Linked DNA regions of Homo sapiens: all the other regions are linked to region 2. A link is a loop called in an ENCODE intact Hi-C map of the cell type or tissue named here. Cell type or tissue: endothelial cell of umbilical vein. All regions are shown on one strand. Each heading gives the region's core, and the rest is flanking DNA. Links, peaks and the distances in the headings are about the cores only. Region 1 has its middle 890 kb from the start of LINC01950. Region 2 has its middle 260 kb from the start of NIHCOLE. Region 3 has its middle 720 kb from the start of NIHCOLE.

Region 1 (8,233 bases), core at 1,409-6,408, 1.8 Mb before region 2:
GCTGGTCTCGAACTCCTGACCTCAGGTGATCCGCCTGCGTTGGCCTCCCAAAATGCTGGGATTACAGTTGTAAGCCACTGAGCCCGGCCCTCACCTGGTTATTTTAATATTCTTTGTAAGAGAGATTTTCTTCTGTCAAATAAATCTCCATTTGTAAGTATGACTCCCTCTCTGCATCAGGAAAAGAAGGATGACTAAAATTACTAGAAACTCTCACAAAGAAAAAGCATGAGCTTAAATCTACATAACTAGCCTTAACTTTATTTAAGGTAGTTTTTCTCTGCAGCCATCTTGTCTAAACTAGGCCTTTATATATACCCTTCTTTCTTTGTTTCAACAAATGATAGTATTTAAGTCTGGAGTCTAAGCTCTGTGCCTTTGATACATGTTTTCCTAAGAGCCATCCCTTTGGAAATGCAAATTTGAGAGAGATGATTCGCCAAAAGTAGAATAAGAAAAGAGAAAGACAAAAGGAAACTATGTGAAAACTGGCACATGAAAACTCTTCTTTTTTCAACAATTATTACTAGAAAGCTTTGACCATCTCTATAGGTAAACTTAATTTATCCCATCTTCTAAAAACATAATTTATATTTAGCTATTATTCTATAAGTTAGTGTTTTGCATTATAGTACCTGATTTTAAATGAAAGTTGTAAGATTTGTTTCTGTCTCTATGTTTATTTGTGTCTCTGTATGTGTGTTAAAGATATGGAATAGTTTCTACCTCCAGATGATGTTGCCAAAATTAATTTATAAAACAGCTCTGTTTAATTGGCTCTATTTCATAGCACTTATAAAAGCTAAGTATTCCTTAAACTTTTAGAAAGTTAGGAACTAATTTGAAATGTTTTCTACACATATAAGACTCTAGAATTATGAGTTTTAACATAAGAAATGTGCAAGTGAAAGTGCAGTGTCCCTTACTTTATATACATTAAGGACAGCAGTAAAACAACGAACCCAAATATATAACATTTTAAGAATCCTGCTTTTGTGATGGCTGCCTAACAATCATATTCTGCAAAAATGGCTAAGAGGGAAATAATTTGATAATGGCTACCTTTGTTTTGTGTTATAATATGCCTACTTAAAAATAGCTTCCCGGATGGGCGCCATGGCTCACACCTGTAATTCCAGCACTTTGGGAGGCCGAGGTGCGCAGATCACGTGAGGTCAGGAGTTCGAGACCAGGCTGGTCAACATGGCGAAACCCCGTCTCTACCAAAAATACAAAACAAAATTAGCCAGGCATGGTTGTGGGCGCCTGTAATTCCAGCTACTCAGGAGGCTGAGGCAGGAGAATTGCTTGAACCCAGGAGGCAGAGGCTACAGTGAGCTGAGATCGCAGCATTGTACTCCAGCCTGAGCAACAAGAGTGAGACTCTGTCTAAAAAAAAAAAAAAGAAAGAAAAAAATAGCTTCCTAAATCTCCTTGATCACTTACAACCTTAGAGTTTTGCTAAATTAAATGATAGATAATAATTGAATATCTAGTTAGTTTCTAAATAAGTTTAAATACTGAAACATTAATTACTGAATGTTCTTACTATAGAGGAACTAAAGATATTTGGGTCTGTTAGCAAACAGGTCCTGTGTCACATTGAAAAATATAATATGAAGAAGTACATGCTTCTAGGAATTATGATTCATGGATTTGCCAGTCTATAAAATGCTAGTTTGACAGACAGTTAAAACTGGAAATATTAAGAAAAACAACTCTGTATTTGAGAAAAGTAAGACATGTTTTTGGTACGTGAAGTTATAAAGTATGAAGGATATATCTTTGCTAAGAAAAAAAAAAATATTTTTCCCCAAAACAGAATGATTGATTGTTCCACAGTGGAAAATAGAAACAGTATAGGACAAACAGAATGGATATAAGAAATTTCTAGAAGATACGGGGAAGAGAAATTTTGGAAAATGAATTCTATGTGTAGCAAAGCTGGCTAAGAGCTGAGTGGATATCTATATGTGTGTGTATGTATATATATATGTATATATATATATATACACATACATACACACACACGTGTATATATGTTGATGCTCTTGTTTGAATGTTTGTCTCGTCCAAAACTCATGTTGAAATTTAATTGTCATTATAATATTATTAAGAGGTGGGACTGTTGGACAGTGATTAGGCCATAGACGTGAGGGCAGAGGGCAGATCCCTCATGGGTCAGATTAATGCCTCTATAAAAGGGCTAGTTCATCTCTCTTTTGCCTCTATGCCCTTGTGTCTTCATTATGTGAAGACAAAGCATTCTTCCTCTCCTAAGGATGCAGCTTCAAGGTGACATCTTGGAATTAGAATTGCCAAACCTGCTGGGCCCTTGATATTGAACTTCCTAGCTGCCAGAACTGTGAGGCAATAAATCTCTATTCTTTACCAATTACCCATTCTTAGGTATTCTCTTACAGTGCTTCAAATTAAACTAAGACAGTTACTGAAAAAGAAAAGGATCAACCTTACTATTGAAAGTACATGGCTACAAAGTTTTCTTAGAATACTGGTCTGTTCTTAATTTATTAGGTCTTTGGTTACTTAAGAAAACTGTATCCTCTCTATTAAAAGAGCTAAGATTTTTCTATAATTATGTAACTTTGCATATTTGCCTTTGAAGTCTTTTTAATGATCACTCTGGTTAAATAAATGACTACTATCAGAGAGACTTGTAATCCTGTTTAATCGAGTGTTTTACATCTAATTTTTTGACAAACTTCCCAAAATCCAATTCTAAATTATGTCTTTTTGACTTGGACTAACTTTACAATCTTCCAGAGGTTCCCAACAATAGCTTTCAAAAATTTATTCTCTCTCCTCCTTACTAAAAGAGAGATGTTAAACTAATTAAACTAATTCGATATTGTTAAATTTGCATGAGGAGATTTGTCAAATAAGAAATGATGTTTAGGGAAGCAGATAACATGGAGCAAGGATGACACTCAAGAGCCTGATTTTCCTCTATGTAGTTGTAATCAGCTTTTCACAATTCTCTGCTCTCTACCCCCAGGATCTCAGGATCACTACTGACCCTAAAGGCCCTGCATGCACTGCCTCTCCACCACAACTAAACTTAGATGTTGCCATGAGAGCCGGGAGGTTGTTTTGCTTCAAGTTAAAATTGCTCTGAGGCTGATCTCTTCCTCTAAGTTTTTGTGTTCAGGCCATATGGACACTTCCTTTTGCATTATTTTTCTACTTAAGATCCTTTACTAAACTCTCCCCCTGACCCTTCTGTTTAAAGTCTTCACCAAGATGAAGATGCAGAGAAAAGGGTTGGTGGGAATGTAAATTAGTTCAGTCACTGTGTAAAGCAGTCCATTTTCTCAAAGACCTTAAACAAGAACTACCATTCAACCCAGCAATTTCATTACTGAGTATATATCCAAAGGAATATAAATTGTTCTACCAAAGGGACACATGCATTCATGTGTTCATTATAGAACTATTCATAAAGGCAAAGACATGGAATCAACCTAGGTGCCCCCATCAGTGGTGGATTGGATAAAGAAAATGTGGTACATATACACCATGGAATATCACACAATCATGAAAAAGAATGAAATCCTGTCCTTTGCTGCAGCATGGATGCAGCTGGAGGCTATTATCCCAAGGAAATTAATGCAGGAACAGAAAACCACATACTGCATGTTCTCACTTATAAGTGGGAGCTAAACGTTGGGTACACATGGACATAATGATGTGAGCAAAATCACTGGAGGCTACTAGAGCAGGAAGACACAGAGCCAGCAAGGACTGAGAAATTTCCAGTTGCGTACTATGCTCACTACCTTGGTAATGGGATCATGTGTAACCCTAACCTCAGTGTCATATAGTATACATACAGTATACCCATGGAGCAAACTTGCACATGTCCTGCCTAAATCTAAAATAATAGTTGAAATTATTAAAAACAAAACAAAACAAAAAACTTCACCAGAGAGGTGGGGTAACGTCCCTTGCGCCACGCACACTTCCCCTTGCCGGCCACTAGAGGGCAGTGCCGCAGCCCCAATCCAGGAGTGCTGGTGTTCTCTTCTTGGTCCTGGGATTCTGCAGACTCCACCCCTGACCTGAGACACCACTTCTCTGGCCCTCACTTCATATCCTTCTCCTTCTCAGGCCAGGTCCTTCTGCCCCCAAGCCTTCCCTTTGCAATCACCCCTCCATGCTGAGAAAGGTGACCTGGGCCTGTTCTGTGCCATCTGATGCTCTTATGCCCCAAATTCCAACCAGCTGGAAATGTGCTTTTCTGGAATGCAGGCATTTTATTTCATCTTTCTCCTTTTGAATGTGTGTAAAGGGGATCAGGTGTAATATGGTTTCAATGTATGTCCCCTCCAAATCTCATGTTGAAATGTAACCCCCATTGTTGGAGGCGGGGCCTGGTGGGATGGGTTTGGATCATGGGAGCAGATCCCTCATGAATGGCTTAGTACCATACCCTTGGTGATGAGTGAGTTCTGGCTCATGAGAGATCTGGTTGTTCAAAAGAGTGTGACACTTTCCCTCCTTGCTCCCTCTCTTGCATGTGACATGTCTGCTCCCCCTTCACCTCCTGCTATGATTATAAGCTCTCTGAGGCCTCACCAGAAGCTGGGCAAATGTTGGTGCTATGCTTGTACAGCCTGCAGAACAGTGAGCCAATTAAACCTCTTTTCATTATAAGTCATCCAGTCTCAGGTATTCCTTTACGGTAACACAATAAATGAACTAATGTAAGGAGAGAGACACAGAGTAACTAAGAATCATAGACAACCTGAGAAGGAAGAAAGAAAATAAGGAAGAATCATGAACAGATGGCAAATTAGAAGATGGGTGAGAAATTTGCAAGAAGACAGGAAGAGAGAAAAAAAAAAGTGGCAGGAGCAGAAAAGAAAAAGAGCAATTTAGAGAAAAACTGTATCTCCAAAGAGGTAAAAGAGAGAAAAATACAGAGGGGGACAGTTAAGGGGGAGGCACCTCAGAAAGAGAGTGAGGGGAGAGACTGAAAGCTTTGGAGCCATGGCAGACAGAACAAGGTGGTGTTGGAGAGAAAGCAAGAGCAACTGGTGACGAGGAGAGCAAAGGGAGAACCACAGCAGGGAAGACGCATAGGAAGCTTCCCCACTCACCATTTCAGCCACATCCTCACCCCCACACCTGGTCCATATTGACTGTTTGGCATGTTTCTTCTCCTTGACCACCCACTGTCTGGATATTGGTGACAATGAGACCCCAAGAAGAGAGCAGAGCCAGAAGGCGGGAGGTGTGCTGAGCTTGCCCCTATGAGTGGTGCTCAACCCTGGCTTCACATTAGCGTTATGAGGCATTCTGCACATATATCCTTTTGTGCTGTAACACTACACTATTCAATTAGTCAGGTTGGGGCTCATCTTTAATATTTAAAGTTGATTTTAATCTGTATCCAGCATTGAACATCATGGCTCATTGACCTCCATTTCTGAGATCAGCCTGTGAACCTGGAGGCAGGAGGGGAGTTATTCTCTGCATCAAGTTTGGTCAGGGCCTAGTCTGTGCCTTGAAGGGGAGCTCAGTCCAGCCAAGTTCCCCACTGCTGTGGCATAGAACTGGGTTTAACCAGGACATAAGGGGTTCTGAAAAAAGAGGTCAGACACGTGTTTGTTGGTTTCTTGTAAAAGTTTATTGTCCCTTCATCTCCCCTGGTACAGTGGGCAGCAGAGGACCATCTTTCCATATGGTGAGGTCTTCCTCGTGAGTGTGGTCGTGGTGCAGGAAGGGACTGTGTTTATTCTAAGCATTAAATGACATACTTTTGACATTCAGGATGGACTTCTAAAACCTCATGTTACCCAAAGAAGAAGTCCAAAAGAGGGAAGAAAAAAATGTCAGGATTGGCTTTTACTAGGTAAAGTGGTATTCTCAATTTATGTGTTCCTTCTTTTCTGAAATGGCAGGCATTTGAGTTGCTAATGTTCTCCTCACTCTGCCCGACATGTTTGCTTGCACTCACCATGCCTTCCCTCAGTCCCTCTCATCTTCACTTAGATTCCATCCCATAGTGAGTCAGTGACATGAACTTGTGGGGAGACATGGTCCTGATATGGGCTTCACATCCAGTCATAGATTAGAGGTTGGGTGTTGGCCCTATGGTGTCACTGCTGTTGGGCAGCAAAAATTGTTTAGGGGCCACATCTGGATGTACTGTCAACTATCTGTAAATCAGGATTAGAAAAGCTACATGTGAAAGTCACATATTAATGTGCACAAACACCTTCTAAATTCTAGAAAAGGAGACCAGTAAGGGGTTAAAAAAAAAAAAAAGAATGTTTGCCTTCTTTGTTATGTTGGTATGAATATGCTACTGGTGTGTATTCCAGAAATTATATTAAATTTCAGGAAGTCTGATAATCCTGGTATAATATTATCAGTCATAATTCTAGTTATTATAAAATGTTATATGCCACAGATATAGCCAATTTTCCTTGTCAATTACATTATTATTATTATCATAAGCCTTAGTAAGATATTTAACCATAACTATTTAAGTATTGTAATCCAAAGTCAGTTAATTATTTTACTCTGGTACTTAACTGGAAGCTTTTGTTAGCAACTATAATATGAAAGTGTTTTGTCTTTAAGAAGATTCATGTAAATGACTCTAAAAAGTACGGGTTTCTCATAACTTTAAGATTATACCATTGGACTGGGTAAGAATTTCTAGAGCTCTAATTAGGAGACTGTTTGGATCATAAAACTGTTAACCCAATATCAATCAGAACAACCATTAATTTAATACCAAGAAAATGTCTTGGTATGTTTTTATGCTAAGTTATTTAGTACTAAAACTATTAGAATATGCAACTGAAATAAACTCCAGAAGATTGATCCAAGTCAAGTCACCTATGATAATCTATTTAATAAACAGTCCTAGGCATCTGATTTTGAAAAACAAAATTGGTATCTAAAAGGATATAAGTTCAATGTTAAGTGTGAACTCAACTAAGACAGTTGCTTGGTTCTTCCTGAGTTCTTAATGCTTCCATTATGAAAACTCTGTACTCCATATTTCATCATAAAGTAGATCAAATGATATATTGTTGTTCAAAACATTGGAAGGGAAACTCTTCTAAAATTGCAAAAATGGTTTGTAACCAATGTTTAGTTTTTCAAGCCCATAAACATGGTAAAAAAATTTCAACTTTAGGTGGGACATTTCTGACACCTGGTGGACCATTTGGATAGACAGATTTCATTTAATTGCCACTATCAGTGGGATATCAATATGTTTTTATAATAGTTTGTATATTCTCTGGTTGGATAGAAGCTTTGCTGTGTATTATAGAAAAGCTCTGACAGTCACTTGCCAAACTATTGCAGGGCTTTAATGCTTTATGCCAGGGTGTGTTTTCTCCAGATAAAAGAAGCTTTTTTAATCCATCAACTGAGGACAACCAAACTTCCTAATCTAGAGCCCAGTGATTAGGTCTTCTGGAAATGACATCAGGGAAAGACTACCCTTGAACCTTGTTGGAAGGGACCATGCCAAGTTCTTACCAACCATACTGCAGTAAAATATTAAGGCCTTGAATCTTAGGTCTATCTCACAACTCAAGTATTCCCTTTCAGACTTTTGGAGCTGTAAAATTGTTGAAGATCTTAAGGTAAAACTGACCAGGAAAGTTTCTCCCCAGAATCAAAGGACATCCTAGATGTGGACAAGTTTTCAAAGATGACAGATCAAGATTTAGCTTCTTTGCCGTCAAGAAAACCTTATATATGTATATATATATATATATATATATATATTTTTTTTTTTTTTTTTTTTTTTTTTTTTTTTTTGAGATGCAGTCTCACTCTGTCACCCAGGCTGGCCCAGGCTGGAGTGCAGTGGTGGGATCTCGGCTCATTGCAACCTCCACCTCCCAAGTTCAAGCAATTCTCCTGCCTCAGCCTCCCAAATAGCCAGGATTACAGGTATGCACCATCATGCCTAGCTAATTTTTTTTTTTTTTGTATTATTTGGTAGAGATGGGGTTTCACCATGTTGGCCAGGCTGGTCTTGAACTCTTCACTTCAAATGATCTGCCCACCTCTGCCTCCCAAAGTGCTGAGATTACAGGCAGGAGCCACTGCACCCAGCCATTTTTTTCTTTTTTCTTATATGTTATTGTCCTTTTTTTCCCCTTTCCCCACAGAAAAACCAATGGGACCATAATAAGTTGATGGCTTTAGCAAAGGCTCATGCTGTAGCAAAACACCAGAG
Region 2 (8,233 bases), core at 1,014-6,013:
TTATTATAATGAATGCTTCAGAGCTTGATAAGGCTTGGCTCTGTTTCCCCACCCAAATCTCATTCAGTAGCTCCCATAATTCCCACATGATGTCGAAGGGACCTGGTGGGAGATGATTGAATCATGGGGGCAGGTCTTTTCCATGCTGTTCTTATGATAGTGAATGGGTCTCATGAGATATGATGGTTTTAAAATTGGGAGTTTCTCTGCACAAGCTCTCTCTTTGCCTGCTCCCATCTCTGTAAGATGTGACTTGCTACTCCTTGTCTTCTGCCATGATTATGAGGCCTCCCAGCCATGTGGAACTATAAGTCCATTAAACCCTTTTTCCTGTATAAATTACCCAGTCTTGGGTATGTCTTTATAGGCAGCATGAAAATGGACTAATACAGAGGTATAGGACTAGTACAAATAGCTGCCTGGTGATTTTAATAGAGTTTAATAATTTTCCAATGGTAAAGTTCTTTTTGGGAAAAGGTGTAGATTACTTTACAACTTCTATTGTCTAGTCATAGAAACACATGTTTGAAATTACTTTGAGAATAATCTGGAAGGTATTTAGAAATCAAATTGTATTAGATAAACCAAGTTGTATTTAAGTCATTTATGAATCAACATGTCAGTATAGAACCTACTGCTTCTTAAGAAACATGAATGAAATTTCCATCTTCTTTTTAACATTTTACATTCTCTAGGCTTTAGTAATGACTAAAGAAAGCAATTGTATATGAATTATGCTTGTGAAAACATTCTTATGCAACCACAGTTCATGGTAGCAACAACCATCTTATACCTGTCCTACTAAACTGCTGTGACATATAGCAGATACTTGGATAAATGGGTAAATTGTGCATCTTTAATAGATTCCAGAAAAGATGCTATCCTACTAAAACACTTTTTCATAAAGACCTGAAATGAGAAACATCACCACATTGTCTTTAACTTCTATTATCATATAAATGCTTGCATATAATTTTAGTTCGAGACACATAAGATGAATTTAATACTATCCAATGCTTTGTGTGGCTTTGCTGCCCCCTTAAGACAAGTAAACATAAATAAAAAGCTAGTAAAAATTTAGTTTCCTGAATTATTTAGACATCTGTTCCTACATGTCTTCAACCTGTGCACACACACATGCACACAGACACAGAGAAACTCAAATGAAGAAATTGATTGACTAGCAATTATTGGACAATTAATCAGTATTTTGCTCGATTCTGCTGCAAAATCAATGAAAATACTACTTTTATTTATTGCTCTGAGAAACCCATGTTGTTCTCTCAAGGCAACTAATATACCAGTATATTTAAGTTTGATAAAGTTTGAAATTGAGTACTTATATTTGTCTAATATAGTTTTATGATCTTTCTTGAGGTATGTCATTGAGGAACATGATAGCATATTTTCATTTTATGCCTTAATTATAAAAATTAAACTAATGCCTTTAATATAAGCTATAAACTTTAGCCATCTGAACAAAAATATATATGCCTCATAAATGTTTTGGTAGCTATTATTTCAGGAGATGAAATAGCACATTTAAGATAATGCATAATACATTCTAAATTAAAAAATCAAAATTATGTTAACTGCTTATAAATTTTGAAAGGGGGCAGGTTACAGTGTGATATTTGCTATTGGATTTACTTATAACAAATATTAGAATAATTCTGGGAAACATTTATAACAAATATTATTAGAATAATTCTAGAAACAATTTACCTTTTAAGCTAGATGTTCTCTACACAGCCTATTAAATTTTAAGAAAATAATATTTTTGTTTTATTTAAAAGAAGTAAAATAATTTAATCAGTAAATAAACATTGAGCAAAGCATTATAATTGAGACTGAGTTACTGTAAGTCATCCCCACCTTTATCAGAAACATGATCGAATTCTGAAGAAATGTGATCTACAATTAATAAGACAAACTGAAATTTTCCAAATTCTACAATATGCTATAGTTATTCTGGTAAAATTAGAAACCAGGTTTGTCTTATTTTTCCTTCAGCTTCAAAAATTTAGCCTATTTTTGATATAAATGGGAATATTCAGTAAAAATGAAACAAAAGACACCATGTTTTTTAAAAAGTTAAACCTTTGTAACTTTTATTTTGGTTGATGTATACATGGAGTAAATATTAATAAATTTGAAAGTCACTCAAAATATGTAGTTCATTATGATAAGTACTAAATTTAATGTTGTATGATGTATGCTTTTTTTAATTGCAACCACAGGATTTAGGCATAAAAGCAATTGCAACTTATGACTGCCAAAACATCTCCTTTGTCATTTCTGCTCTATTATCTAAATAATTCTGTCATGAATGAAAGGAATGTGATTTATATCTATTGCTCAAGCAGAAATATCTTCAGAATAATTTGCTTCATAATTTCTTGCTGAAAATGAATAGAGTGACTTAGAAAGATGTGTGTGTGTTTGTGAGTGTGTGAGTGTGAATGTGTGACTTGAGGAGGTAGTACACTGAGCAGAGCTAGAAAAACAGTAATGTGAAAGTTCTCAGAGTGGAACATGTCGACCGGAAGGAAGGCTCACTCTTCAGAAAGTTTGGCCCCTGCAAGGGGCTAGAAGGCCAGAATAAGCCTGATTCATAATGGTCATAGGGATTGATGGTGGAAGTCAAACTAACTTGAATTATAGTTGTCCTGGATTTTCTGATTTTTAGGTTCAATCCCTGTGGTGAAACCACTATCTCCTTACTGCTGTCATTGCCTCTCTCTTATCATGTGCAGAAGATTAAAAACGACTGTCAGAGCTGGGCATGCCCAATAACCACAGGCAGGCTTTGACTGCAAGCAAAAAGCTATATCTATTCCCCTTTACATCTGCATCAAGTACCAGAGAGCAATCAGATGCATCAGCGGGAAGCCTCACCTCGCTGTGAATAGACTGACCAGTTCAAGCAGGATGATTTCTGCAATGCCGTGCCAGAATGTGCAGGGCAGTCAGTGGGCTTTTCAGCTCTACCACTAAGCTGATACTCCTCAAAATGATCTGTTAGTTCCCTCCGTGGCTGTTTCATTTTCTACACACAAAATTTTAATGACTCAGTTGTGAAATCAATGTATTATTTTGTATGAAAACAGTATTTTTTGACTCACAATTATTTATATGGTTAGTATAATGTTTACTCAGATTTTAATATATGGCAGTCCTTCCATCCTCTGTTTTGTTTTCCATGGTTTCAGTTACTCACCATCAACTGCGGTCTGAAAATATTAAATGGAAAATTCAGGGAATACACAATTCATAGGTTTTAAATTGCACATTGTTCTGAGTAGCGTGATGAAATCTCATGCCCTCCCACTCTGTCCTGTCCAGGACATGAATCATCCCCTTGTTTGGCATATGTCCTCAGAGGATCACCAGGAGCTTAATTCTAAGTCACAATGCCTATGTCATTCACCTCATTCAACTTATGATGTAGGCATTGTATAATTTTATATCATCACAAGAAGGGTGAGTATAATATTTAGAGAGAGAGAGAGAACACATTCCATATAACTTTTGTTATACTGTTATACTTTTTCTATTTTACTACTAATTATTGTTGTTAATCTCACTGTGCCTAATGTATAAATTAAACTTTACCATAGGTATGTATGTAGAGGAAAATATATAGCAGTACCTATAGGGTTCATTATTATCCATGGTTTCAGGTATCCAATGGGGGTTTTGGAATGTATCCCCCATAGATACTAGCTGCATATATGATAAAAAGTTTCTGTCATTGTTTCAGTAGTGAGAAGAAGAAATAGCAAAGAAACTTCTTAAAATGGAAATGTAAAACATATAAGTCAGAGCCAATAGCCTCCAGAATAGAAAATACCTTTCTTTGTCTTGACCACCGTATTGGTCAGACTAAGATAAATTACATTGTGGTAACAAATGACCTCAAAAATTTTAGTGAAATTCAATAGTATATGAATTTGTTTCTTTTATCTCCCTCATGTTATATATCTATCACGGTTCAAATGCTTTTGTATCAAGACCTATGGGACAATCTTATCTCCATTATTGTTGAAGGAATCAAAGATTGTAGAAAAAAATGATGACTCTTCACCACCCTGCCCAGAAGTGGCAAATACTTCTTCCATTCATATTTCACTTGTCTAGCAAGTCACATGGACAAAATTGGTATCACTGGAGTGGGATGAGCATCATCTTCACAGGAAGGGGCATTATAAGTCACAGGGCAAGGTGGCCATGCCTGACATCTACAAGGTGAGAAAATATATTTTTTCCACAGGGAAAGAAGAAACCTTTGAGAATAGTAATATAATTGTTCACAATCATGAAGGTGTCAAGAGAGTCAAGAAATAATTCCTAATTCATGCATATCAGGACAGGATCCTACATGTCAAGGTCGGTTTGGATTTTGAAGGAACACAGGTTAGCTAGATGACTATAAATTCGTGTCACAATTTGAAGCTTAACACAGAAATGTTTGAAGAGAATCAGTTGAATCTGGGTGGCATTTATGTTACCAGGAGCATGCTTGATATGGTAAGTGCCAAAACTCTATTTTAGGAGCCCTAGTATTTAATAGATACATGATTTGTGCCTAAATCTCTCTTTTTCTTTACGGTCTTTAAAAAAGTCCTTTGGTAGTTTAAAATGTCTTCTATGAAAGCAGTTTTGGTGTACTACTGGGGCAGACAGTTAAATGGTGAATTGTGCATCCCAGGCAAACTGCTTGTTAATGGCAGAGAAAACGAATGAAAGGCATCAAGAGAAAATAAATTGCAGAATGACAGAGCTAGTGCCACTTGCTCCACCTACTTTATTTCTGGAAATCCTTCCTGTGTTAAACATAAGAAAATGTAGGTTTGATTTTATTAATAGAGGCAGCCTACCCTTGCACAGCCTCAAGGATTGAAATGGACAGCAGAAGCATGTGGGGATACATAATTTTAAGCATAGCATTTTATAACATATTTGCATTTTTGAAATGGTATTTACAGAAGATTAATGAAAATGTATATATATTTTGGCTTTATAATAATTATTAGAAAATATAGGACTCTCGTAGCATTTTTAACATCTCTGTATTTAAAACAATGACTGACAAGGCATAGGATATTATAATTTAATTGGCCACATTAAAGCAAATTCAAATAGAAAAGCCTATTTTTGTGATCTTGCTTTTTTTTTTTTTTCCAATTAGAAGTAAACTCAGGCTTCTATCACCTCCAGGCTCGAGGTTCTTATGAAATCTGACAATCATTTTCATTTTCATCAGGGCCAAACATTTTCAAGTGCTAGTGCTCAGGGAGTTCCCTCAGCAGAGCTCTGTTCTACCCTCCATATCTTTCAGGTTTTAATCCTCTTTTGATACAGTTGCTGAATGGAATGAAGCTCATAAAAATGAAACCTGGGAAGGTCTGTGTATAACTCACACTGAGGAGTATAATTGAGCTTAGCTTTTCACACTGTTCTAATGATATGTATTCGGTTTTCTTGATGAATAGAAAACTTGGAACTATGAATCCAGGCTATTTTGCCAGAAACATAGATACTTCCCAAACATTCATATCATGATAAATAGTGCATGTGTCTGTATTAGGCATTTGGAAGGACAACTATGTAACTTTTAAAACAAATACATATATTTTATATTTATATATATATTTGTTTATATTTATATTTATATAACAATTATATATTTAACCTTTAAAACAAATGTGTGTGTGTGTATACATATATATTTTATACTTAGCTCTGCACTGATCAAATTTTAGTTTCCAAGTTTTGAATAGGCAAGTTTTGTCAAATGAAATCAAAGGCACTTCACAACAAAAAATAATAAGAATATTAAAATGTAATTTCATATTTGTACTTTTTTCATCTGATTGTAAACTTGTGATTTTATTAAGAAATAAATATCAACAAATGAAAAAGTGTTATAAATATGATTAAAAGTTTGATATGGAAAGGAATATGTTTGCATCAATATTCCTTAACATAAAATGCTAATCAGTGTTGCGTAGAAAATATATTATTGTAAAATTCATTTTTTAAAAATGTGCTCAACAAATATTGCTGAAGAACATCTTATGTAACTATTTTTAATACACATTATATTTTTCAAAAAGAAGATGTACATTGCAGCATTTCCCAAATTCCTCAGGCCTTTTCTTACAAGATTATCTTTGCTACAAAACAATCTTTGGTAAACACTAGTTTGGAAAAATATTATGTTCAACCACATTTCATATCCATTTCTAGTGATGACACTCCAGCTTGGCTTCAGCTCTAGATATTGGAGAGGCAGGGAGTATGTGAGAACCCCTCTGCCTCAGAGAGGACATGGAGTGTTGGAGTTGGGTCAAGGATACTGGGAAGGTCTGGACTTAACCAGGAGTGGTTGGATTGAATATTCTACTTTATTCTAAGGCAGACCAAGTAGTTTCAAACTTTGTCCTCTTAACTGGCATTCTTATTTCTCTAGAAGTAGACCTCAACCTTCAAACCCAGACTAAATTGCTCTAGCTTTTTATTACTTTGAAATGATCTTACAAGAGCTTCAATGTATAGTAATTTCTACTTTCCTTCTATTTCTGCTGCATCCACCAGTGGTCTATACTACTTACTCATTAGAGCTTATTATATGGAAACCTGAGTTAAAATTATTCCATGGTGATTAAGAGGACACATTCTCTGGATTCACAGTTTGACTTAGAATTTTAGTTCCACCACTTATCAGCTACATAGTAGTGAATCCATGACTTAACCTCTCTAGTCCCAGTTTTTTTTTTTCCTTCAAAATGGGTATCAGATTTTCAATAGGAAAAATGAGATAGACAAACAAAATAGCCACAACAGTGCTTTATTAACTGGAAGAAAGAAGCATACAATTATGTGGTATCAAAGAAATTTTATTTTAGTATTAAATTGTTGTATAATCCTCCAATTAATAATTGATATTAAATTACTCCCTCAATAGTATACGGATAATACAGCTCTAAGAATACAGTTTGGCTTCTTATTATATGCAGTGTTCAATTTTGTTCTACTGTTTCAGATAAATGTGAAACAAAGAGAAACAGAAAAAGAAATTAGAAATTCAGCCGATACTATTTGTTGTATATGCATATGTGTGACTAACGGGTGATGAAGGGAATGCATATTAAACATTGGTGTGTAACAATCGTAGGAGAAAAAGTCCTAATTTAATATTTTTTATAAGTTAGAAATTATAGAAATAAGTTTAATAGAAATATAGAAGTTTAATAGAAAATATAGAAATAAGAATAATAGAAATAAGTTTTTCTATTATTATAATTAATACTTTATATGCATAAAATATTATATCTATTTAAAATAAATATCCTGTTTACAGAATATTTAATTTAAATATCCTATGATAGTTTGTATTAATATTTAAAAGATTTTGAAAAAATAAAACAAATGGCATTAAGTTTATTCATTCATTAATTCATGCATTCACTCAATAAAGATTAATGAGTATTCCTCTATACCAGGCACTGTATATATACAAGAAATCCACTGAGAATGAGACATGCAGGGCGCCTACCTTGAAGTCTATTTTTCAGTGGGTTGTTACCCTTTGATGAGTGCCTGCTTTATGATAAACATTATGCTTAGCCCTGAGACACAGTAGGTACCTTCCAACAACAGACAGTAAACAAAAAATAAGTTTGTGTAGGGTCATTATGAAGCTAGTAAGAGAAGCACTTGGAGACTAAAATCATGGAAGTGTTTCCTGACATAACTGAGGTATAAAAAAATGAATAGGAAATCTCCAGCATAAGAAAAAAATAAAGTAAAATAAAATAAAATGTTCCAGGCACTAGGGTCAACACCAAGGAGAAGGAGCCAAATATTAACTCACATTATTAGGCATTCTTCAAATGCTTAACATAATTGGGTCATAGAGTTCAAAGAAAGGCATTGGGAGAGACATAACCAAATCAGGGTAACCTTCCCAGTTACTCCAAGGGTTTTATTTTGAAACAATAGTAACCCACAGAGATTCTTAAGCTGAATATCATTTGTATATGTGAAAGACCATGCTGACAATTTCATAGTGTCTGGATTGGAAGTAAAGAAGTGAAAATAGAAATATAGTTGTTTGTTATCTGTCATTCAAGTGATAAACAATTGGGATGGGAACAAAGCCAGTAACTGGAAAATGGAAAGAAATGAGGAAAACATCAGAAAACATTTAGGAATGAGAGTTGAATCC
Region 3 (8,233 bases), core at 1,915-6,914, 460 kb before region 2:
ACAATTTTTAGAGTTTCAGTATTTACATTTCAGTATTTAATATATCTTGAGTTGGTTTTTGTATATGGTAAAAGATAGGGGTCTAGATTCATTCTTTTGTATAGGGCTAGCCAATTTTTCCAGCATCATTTTTAAATAGGGTGTTCTTTCCTCATTATATATTTTTGTTGACTTTATCAAAGATTGGTTAGTTGTAGGTATGTAATTTTATTTCTGGGTTCTCTATTCTGTTTGATTGATCTATGTCTCCATTTTGTACAAGCACCATGCTATTTTGATTACTATTGCCTTGTAGCATAATTTGAAGTCAAGTAATGTGATGCCTCCAGCTTTGCTATTTTTGCTTAGGATTGCTTTGACTGTTATGGCTCTCTTTTGGTTCCTTATTAATCTTAGGATTTTTTTTCTAAATCTGTGAAAAATGATATTGGTAAATTATAGAAATTGCATTGAATCTATATATTGCTTTGGGTAGCATGGTTATTTTAACAATGTTGATTATTTTAGTCGATGAGCATGGGATATTTTTCCATTTGTTTGTGTCATATTTGATTTATTTCATTAGTGTTTTGTAGTTCTCCTTGTACATATTTTTCACCTCTTTGGTTAAATATATTCCTAGGTACTTTAGTTTTTTGTGGCTATTGTCAATGGGATTGCATTTTTGAGTTCATTCTCAGCTTAAGCGTTATTGCTGTATAGAAATACTACTGATTGTTGTATGTTGATTTTGCATCCTGAAACTGTAATGAAGTCATTTATCAAATCTAGTAGTCTTTTAGAGTAGTCTTATGATTAGAGTAGTCTTATGATTTTCTAATTATAAGATCATGTAATCAGGGAATAAAGATAATTTGACTTCCTCTTTTCTAATTTGGAAGCCCTGCATTGTTTCTCCTACCTGGTTACTTGGTTAGGATTTCAAGCACTATGTTGAACAAGACTGATAAGATTGGGCACTCTTGTATTATTCCAGTTCTTAGGCAAAAGGCATTCAACTTTTCTATATCCAGTCTGATGTTGGCTGTGGGTGTGCTCTGTATGCCTTTTATTATTTTGAGGTATGTTCCTCAATGCCTAGTTTGTTGAGCATTTTATCATGAAGAAATGTTGGATTTTATTGAATGCTTTTTCTGCATTGAGACAACCATATGGTTTTTGTTTTAAGTTATGTTTATGTGGTGAATCACACTTATTGATTAATGTATGCCAACTCATCCTTGTATTTCTGGAATAAACCCCATTTGATAATGATGTATTATCTTTTTCATGTGCTATTGATTTTGGTTTGCTAATATTTTGTTGAGGACATTTGCATCTATATTAATCAGAAATACAACCCTGTAGTTTTATTTTGTGGTTGTGTCCTTGACTAATTTTGGCATCACGGTGAATTGATTTTGTAGAATGAGTTGGATAGAAATCTCTTCTCAATTTTTTGGAATAATTTCAGAAAGATTTGTACCAGCTCTCCTGTGTGTGTATAGTAACATTTGCCTGTGAATTCATCAGGTCCTGGGCTTTTTATGCTTGGGAGATTTTTATAAAATAACTTATTCGATTCCATTCCTTGCTATTTGTCTGGTCAAGATTTCAGTTACATCCTGGTTCAATCTTGGAAGGGTGTATGTCTCCAGGAATTTTCAATTTTCTCAAGGTTTTCTAGTTTGTGCACATGGGGATGCTCATGATAATCTCTGATGATCTTTGGTATATCTGTGGTATTGGTTATAATGCCACCTTTATCCTTTCTGATTATGTTTATTTACGTATCCTCTATTTTTTCTTGGTTGATCTAGCTATCAGTCTATCAATTTTGTTTAGGTTTTCATAGAGTCAACTTTTTGCTTCATTGATCCTTTTTATCATTTTTGTTGTTGTTGTTTCATTCTCATTTACTTCTACTCAGGTATTTGTTATTTCTTATCTCCTGCTAGCTCTGGGTTTGGTTTGTTCTTGTTTATCCAGTTTCCTGAGATGTAATGTTAGGTTGTTAATTTGAGATATTTCCTTCCATCTGTTTAATTTAGACATTTAATGCTTTAAACTTTTTCCTCTTAGCACTTCTTTGGTTGTATCCCAAAAGTTTTGAATGTTTCAGCTCCATTTTTTTATTTCAATTTTTTTTATTTCTTCATCATTCCCCCAAAGATCATCCAGGATCAAGTTGTTTAGTTTCCATGTATTAGTAAAGTTTTGAAAGTTCCTCTTATTATTGACTTCTAATGTTATGCCACTTTTGTCTGAAAAGATATTTGATATTATTTTAATTCTTTTTAACTTCATTGAGATTTATTTTATGGCCAACCACGTGGTCTATTTTGAAGAATGTTCCATGTGCAGATAAGAAAAGTGTATATTCTGCAAGTGTTTGATAGATATCTGTAAATGTCTATTAGGTCTGTTTGGTATAGAGTCCAGTTTAAATCCAGAGATTCTTTGTTGATTTTCTGCCTCAATGATGTCTTAGTGTTATCAGTGTGGTGTTGAAGTTCCTCACTGTTATTGTATTACTGTTTCTCTTTTCTTAAGTCTAGTAGTGTTTGTTTTATAAGTCTGGGTGCATGTATATTGAAAACAATTATGTCTTCTTACCGAATTGAACACTTCCTCATTATATAATGACCTTCTTTGTCTAAATTTTACTGTTGTTGATTTAAAGTCTGTTTTATCTAAGTATAGCTACTCCCACTCATTTTTGTTTTCCATCATGTAGTGTACATTTTTCCACCCCTTTACTTTGAATCTGTAGGTGTCTTTAACCATTAGGTGAGTCTCTTATAGCCAACAAATGTTTGGAACATGTTTTGTTTGCTTGTTTGTTTTCTTAACCCAATTTGCCTGTCTGTATGTTTTAAGTGATGCATGTAGGCCATTGATGTTCAAGGTTAATACTGATGTTTGAACTTTTGTTCCTGTCATAATGCTGCTACCCAGTTGCTTCGTAGTCTCAATTGTGTAATTGCTTTATAGGATTTGTGAGCTTTGAACTTATGTGTGCTTTTATAATGGCAAATATCACCTTTTCATTTCCACATTTAGAATTCCTTTGTGTATTTCTTGTAGGATTAGCCTAGTGGTGACACATTTCTTTAGCTTTTGCTTCTCTGGGAATGACTTTGTTTCTTCTTCATCTATAAAGCTTAGTTTGTCCGGATATGAAATTATTGGCAGGCATGTTTTTTATTTAAGAAGGCTGAAGATAGTGCGGCAATCTCTTCTGGCTTGTTCTGTACCCACTTACAGTTTATGCTGTATGTCTGATGGAACTTCCTTTATAAGTGATTAGACACTTTTCTCCAGATACTTTTAGGATTTTTTCCTTCACTTTGATGTTGGGTAAACCGATGGCTATATGCTTTGATGAGGTTAGTCTTGCAGAGAATCTGCCAGGTGGTCTTTGAGTTCTAGTGTCTGAATGTCTAATTCTTTCCCTAACCAGGGAGCTTTTCCTGAATTGTGTAAAATACATTTCCTAAGCCTTTTTTGTCTCCTTCTTCGCAAGAATGTGTACTTAATATGTCTGGGTCACTTTACATAATCCCATATTTCTTGAAGGCTTTGTTCATTTTTTTATTTTTTTTATTTTATGTATTTATTTATTTATTTTTGCCTGACTAGGTTAATTTTAAGGACTGGTCTTCAATCTCTAAAATTTTTCTTCTGCTTGATTTAGTCTATTGTTAAAACTTTCATATTTTGTGATTCCTTCAATGAATTTTTTATTCCTAGAAGTTCTGTATTTTTTTAAATATCCATTTCTTCAGTATTTTTTTCATTCATATCCTGAATTGTTTTCCTGATTTCTTTCTGTTGGTTTTCAACTTTCTCATTGACCTCATTGAGCTTTCTTACAATCTGCATTTTGACTTATTTATCTGTCATTTCAGAATTTTCATTTTGATTAGGATTTATTGCTAGAGAGCTATTGTGATCTTTTGGGTGTCGAGATATTTTGGGTTTTTGTGCTGTTAGAGTTCTTGCACTGATCCTAATCATCTGGAAAACCTGTCACTTGTTATTTTTTAATTTACTTTCATTTGGATGAGACAATTCCCCCTTTGAGGGTGTGACTGTAATGTCTATTGTGTATGATCATTTGGCTTCAATTTTCTGTGACTTTAGGGTGCCAAGGCCATATATGAGTTCCTTGGTTATAGGTAGCTTTAGGACAGTGGTCTTCTCTAATGTGGATTATTGTAGCCATGTACTGAGCATGTGAGCTGGCTCACTATCTTCTGTGGGGTTTCAAGTGTGGAGGTCTCGGGAAGCTTATCTCATTCGCCAGCACTATGCCTTTCTGTCAACCGATTTTTAACTTGGTTGTGCAATTACAGAATTGCCCAACCAATCTGTTGTCCGGTAGGTGGCACTGAGGAGTAAAAGCCAGCTTGCCCACAAATTCCCCAAAGATGAACAGAAGCACATATGCTGACATGGGTGGCAGAGGGAGCACATGGTAGGATGTGCTGAGGTCTTGGAACTCTTCTCTCAGTATTCCACTCAGGCTATGATCATTCACCTGTAACTTTGGTTCTTCTTTCTGAAGAGAACAGGCATCTGATGTCTGTAATCAGCCATCTTGGGGGAATTTTTTTTTTTTTAAACCAACATAACATCTTAACTGCCCATTAAAACATCTTTACTTCTAAACCAGATATGCTTTTAAAAATCATCATTTAAAATTAATGTTTCCAATTTTCCTGTTGTATCTGGCATCTTTTGCTCTTTTAGGGGCACCAATTCATCTTGAGACATGCAGTACAGATATGTTTTAGTGTCAACAAACCGCTGAAAGTAAACAGTAATTTCTTAGAAAAACAGCTACAATCGAGATTTTTGAAAGACACATATTAACAATTGTGTGTTCCAGTGTTTCATAGTCTTGAAAGTAACAGATTTTGATCAACTATTATCACTGTTTGAAATCTAGTCTATAGAGACCCCCATGTACCAAAAAACTTCATTGAATGTACATTTATACAAAAATATAGATTACATGGAAACAATGAAGCCAACCTAAATGCCCAACATGCGCACACACATTTGCTTTAATAGATGTAAGATATTGTAAGTAATAAAATATTATGCAAATATTATTACTCTATGACTTTTTAAAAGTAATCTAGCAAAGCATATGTTGAAGTTGTTAGTAAAGTAAAAGAAACAAACAAGTAAATATAGATTATGACTATAAATACATTAAAATGTTTATAGGAAAAAGAATGGAGGAGAATACATGAAAAAGTAAATTATACTTTATTATGCATGAGTTATTATAAATTTATTTTAGATAGCTTATTTATATATGAAGTCGATTCACGATGCACTGATTACAAACTCGTGTGAATCTGGTGAGACACAACACCAGTGCGTACAAGTTACACAAAGTGGATGTATTACTTATAAGTAGATAGCAAGGGACAACGGAGGCTTAGGATTTATTGTGAGCTGGTCTCCCAAGGCTGAGGAAAGCAGCTTAGTGTGGTTGGAGTCTTGACTGTGAGTGCCCCACTTGCACTGCAGCTGAGGGATCATGAAGGGCAAACCCAAGGGTGACATACATCAGGGGCGACATGACATGCTGCTAAAACCTGGAGGAACATTCTGCTTCTAAGGGAGAGAAGAATAGATCCCAGATCGTTCTCACCAGTACAGCCCCATCTCAGGATTTTGCAGTCCAGCACATTCTACAATTTCTTGAGAACTACAAACAAGAAAAGAGAGGAGAACTGAGTTGGTCCAAGGCTACCTAGAGAATTGTCCTGCAATTGCAAGAATTACTACGCAAATATGCATACTAATGCATATTTGACCAGTGAGAATGTCTTATCACTTATAATTTTAGTGGTATGAAAAATTAATTTGATAATGAAGACATTCTTATAAATCTTACCTTATTATATAATAAAAGCATTTAAAATTTTGTTAAAAAACCTAATGAAGTATTTTACTAAATGGTATGTGAAGTAAATTAAATAGAAGAAACTTGCTTTTGCTCTTAAGATAATTACAGTCTTTTTGAAAAGACGAATATGACTTTGGAAATAATATCAAGAAAGCCGTAAAGCTGTACATAGCTCACAAACAAAACAGATAAGCAAGAGGATTTCTTATTAAGATATTTTAATTAACTTTATAAAGTCTCCATACCATTGAAGAAAAAAGAGGAAGATGGACTAATTACAAGTCTGAACACTTGTAGTCGGGAGAAGTAGCACGGAGACGGGAAAGAATACATTATGCATGGTGAATGATAACAGATCTAGTCTAAATGCAGTGCTCTGAAGAGGGCAAGTCATTTTCACAAACAGAAAGCAGTATATAAAATTCAGAGAGAAAATTACTTTTCCATTTCCTACATGTGATATATAAAGAGAGACATTTATATGTAAATAAATAGAGTAAACCTTAAACTGTTATGCTAACACTATTGACAACATATCATAAAATTTACTAAAATAAAAATGTAAAGGATGAAAGTTGAAATCACAGAAGAAATTAATCCTGGATCTAGGAGAGGAGCATTTGCTATTCAGAATCCTTACATTCCAGCAGAGTTCTCATATTTCTCTGTAAATAAATTGCCATAAAATTTGGCTTGAGCTTATAAATACCAATAATACAAAAGGTCAAATATGAAAGGCCTGGGCTTTCCTGATTTGATTAGTATGTTCTTCCTTTAAACTATGGGAAATATACTCTTTTGAAGAAAAAGGGGCTATGTCTACCAAGTTATTTTGAGACACTATACGTTTTAGTGTCAACAAACTGCTGAAAGTAAACAGTAATTTCTTAGAAAAACATCTACAATATATTACGTGTTTTATTTTTGTATATCCTTTATTATTTTTTAGTTGTTACTTAAACATAAGATGCCATTGACAATTTACTTTTATTAAAAAGGAAATGCATCAAAGAATTCAAAAGATTAGACAATTAGTAAGTTTTTCTCTATTACTTCAGATTTATGGTAATATATTCCCAAAAAATAATTCTGCTAACAGTTTCTTTTAAATATTCTTCCACAAATATTCTTCATATATGAAAACTAATGTGCATTCATTTATAAATTTATACTTTTACAGAAAGGGAACATATACTATAAACGATACCCTCTTCCACTATTCCTTTTTAGATCTACATAACTAGCAGATCATTCATATCATTGATATTGATCCACCTTACACTTCAAAAGGAATCAAAATAACTATGTATTATTTTGTCTAATTTTATGAAGTTATCTTGGATTATTCAATTGGTACCTATTAATGGATTTTTAAAAATATCTGTCTTTTGCTATTACATAATATTCATTAAGATCATCTCTATTCTTTATTATTTTTTTTTTGTCTTCCATGCAGTCCAAATTGTCTTACTTTTTCTGTACAGACACAGCCTATCTGTAGAATAAGTCAACACCAGTAGAATTTTGGGATTGAAATTAAGGTGTATTTTAAATGTGGATACACATTTTATCAACACTTTTTGAATAATCATTTCTCCATAAACTCAGGACATTGTGTATTACTAAACTTATGATTATTGCTGTAATTGATGAAGACTGTTTTGTGGTGTAATGTGTCTAGCTGAAGAATTTTTATGGGCTTTTTTTTTTTTTTTTTTTTTTTTTGAGACAGGGTCTCATTCTGACACCCAGGCTGGAGTGCAGTAGCATGATCACAGCTCACTGCAGCCTCAACCTCCCAGCCTCCTCTGGAGCTAGGACTACAGGCACACACTACCATGGCAGGCTGATTTTTGTGGTTTTTTATAGAGACAGGGTTTCATCATGTTTCCCTGGCTGGTCTCAAAGTCCTGGACTCAACCAATCCTCCTGTTTCGGCCTCTGAAAGTGTTGGGATTACAGGCATGAACCATCATGACTGGCAAAGTTTTATATTTTTAATCTGTAAATTTTTATTTTTTAATAAACTATATGTTCATGTCGATTTCACCATTGAATGGTATTTTATCTGTTTATTTTTAAGAAAATATGTCTTTGTGAAATTGATGATTTAGATATTTTTCTGAGTCATTTTAATAATTTGTTTATATTTGGAAAATTCATAATTATGACATCTTAAATTATTTGCTTAAAAATATAATTTCAAGTTACAGGCCCTGCTTAGAAAGTGACTCCTTATCTAAATATACATAAAAAGTAATTATCCTATATATTCCTCTAGTAGCCTTCTACTTTCATTTTTAACTTTAAATTATTATTGACCTG

Evidence for each region. Hi-C counts contacts between places; a loop is a spot of excess contacts. Peaks named below come from ENCODE experiments on the same cell type or tissue, not always from the same donor. Only the 100,000 strongest peaks of a DNase experiment are listed, where the experiment ranks them.
Region 1: it touches region 2 in a loop (13-fold over the local background); 5 of 110 quality-filtered maps call a loop at or near these places.
Region 3: it touches region 2 in a loop (2.6-fold over the local background); 7 of 110 quality-filtered maps call a loop at or near these places.

What each region holds. Positions count from the first base shown.
Region 1 is chr5:106,117,971-106,126,203 of GRCh38, reverse strand. No RefSeq gene overlaps it. Among named protein-coding and RNA genes, the nearest start is that of LINC01950, 890 kb to the left of the region's middle. In endothelial cell of umbilical vein, for the core only: a CTCF peak has its summit at 3,997 (motif pointing right); no DNase peak of the experiment used is centred there.
Region 2 is chr5:104,340,098-104,348,330 of GRCh38, reverse strand. No RefSeq gene overlaps it. Among named protein-coding and RNA genes, the nearest start is that of NIHCOLE, 260 kb to the right of the region's middle. In endothelial cell of umbilical vein, for the core only: no CTCF peak of the experiment used is centred there; DNase peaks (open chromatin) are centred at 1,020 and 3,320.
Region 3 is chr5:104,796,780-104,805,012 of GRCh38, reverse strand. No RefSeq gene overlaps it. Among named protein-coding and RNA genes, the nearest start is that of NIHCOLE, 720 kb to the right of the region's middle. In endothelial cell of umbilical vein, for the core only: a CTCF peak has its summit at 4,357 (motif pointing right); no DNase peak of the experiment used is centred there.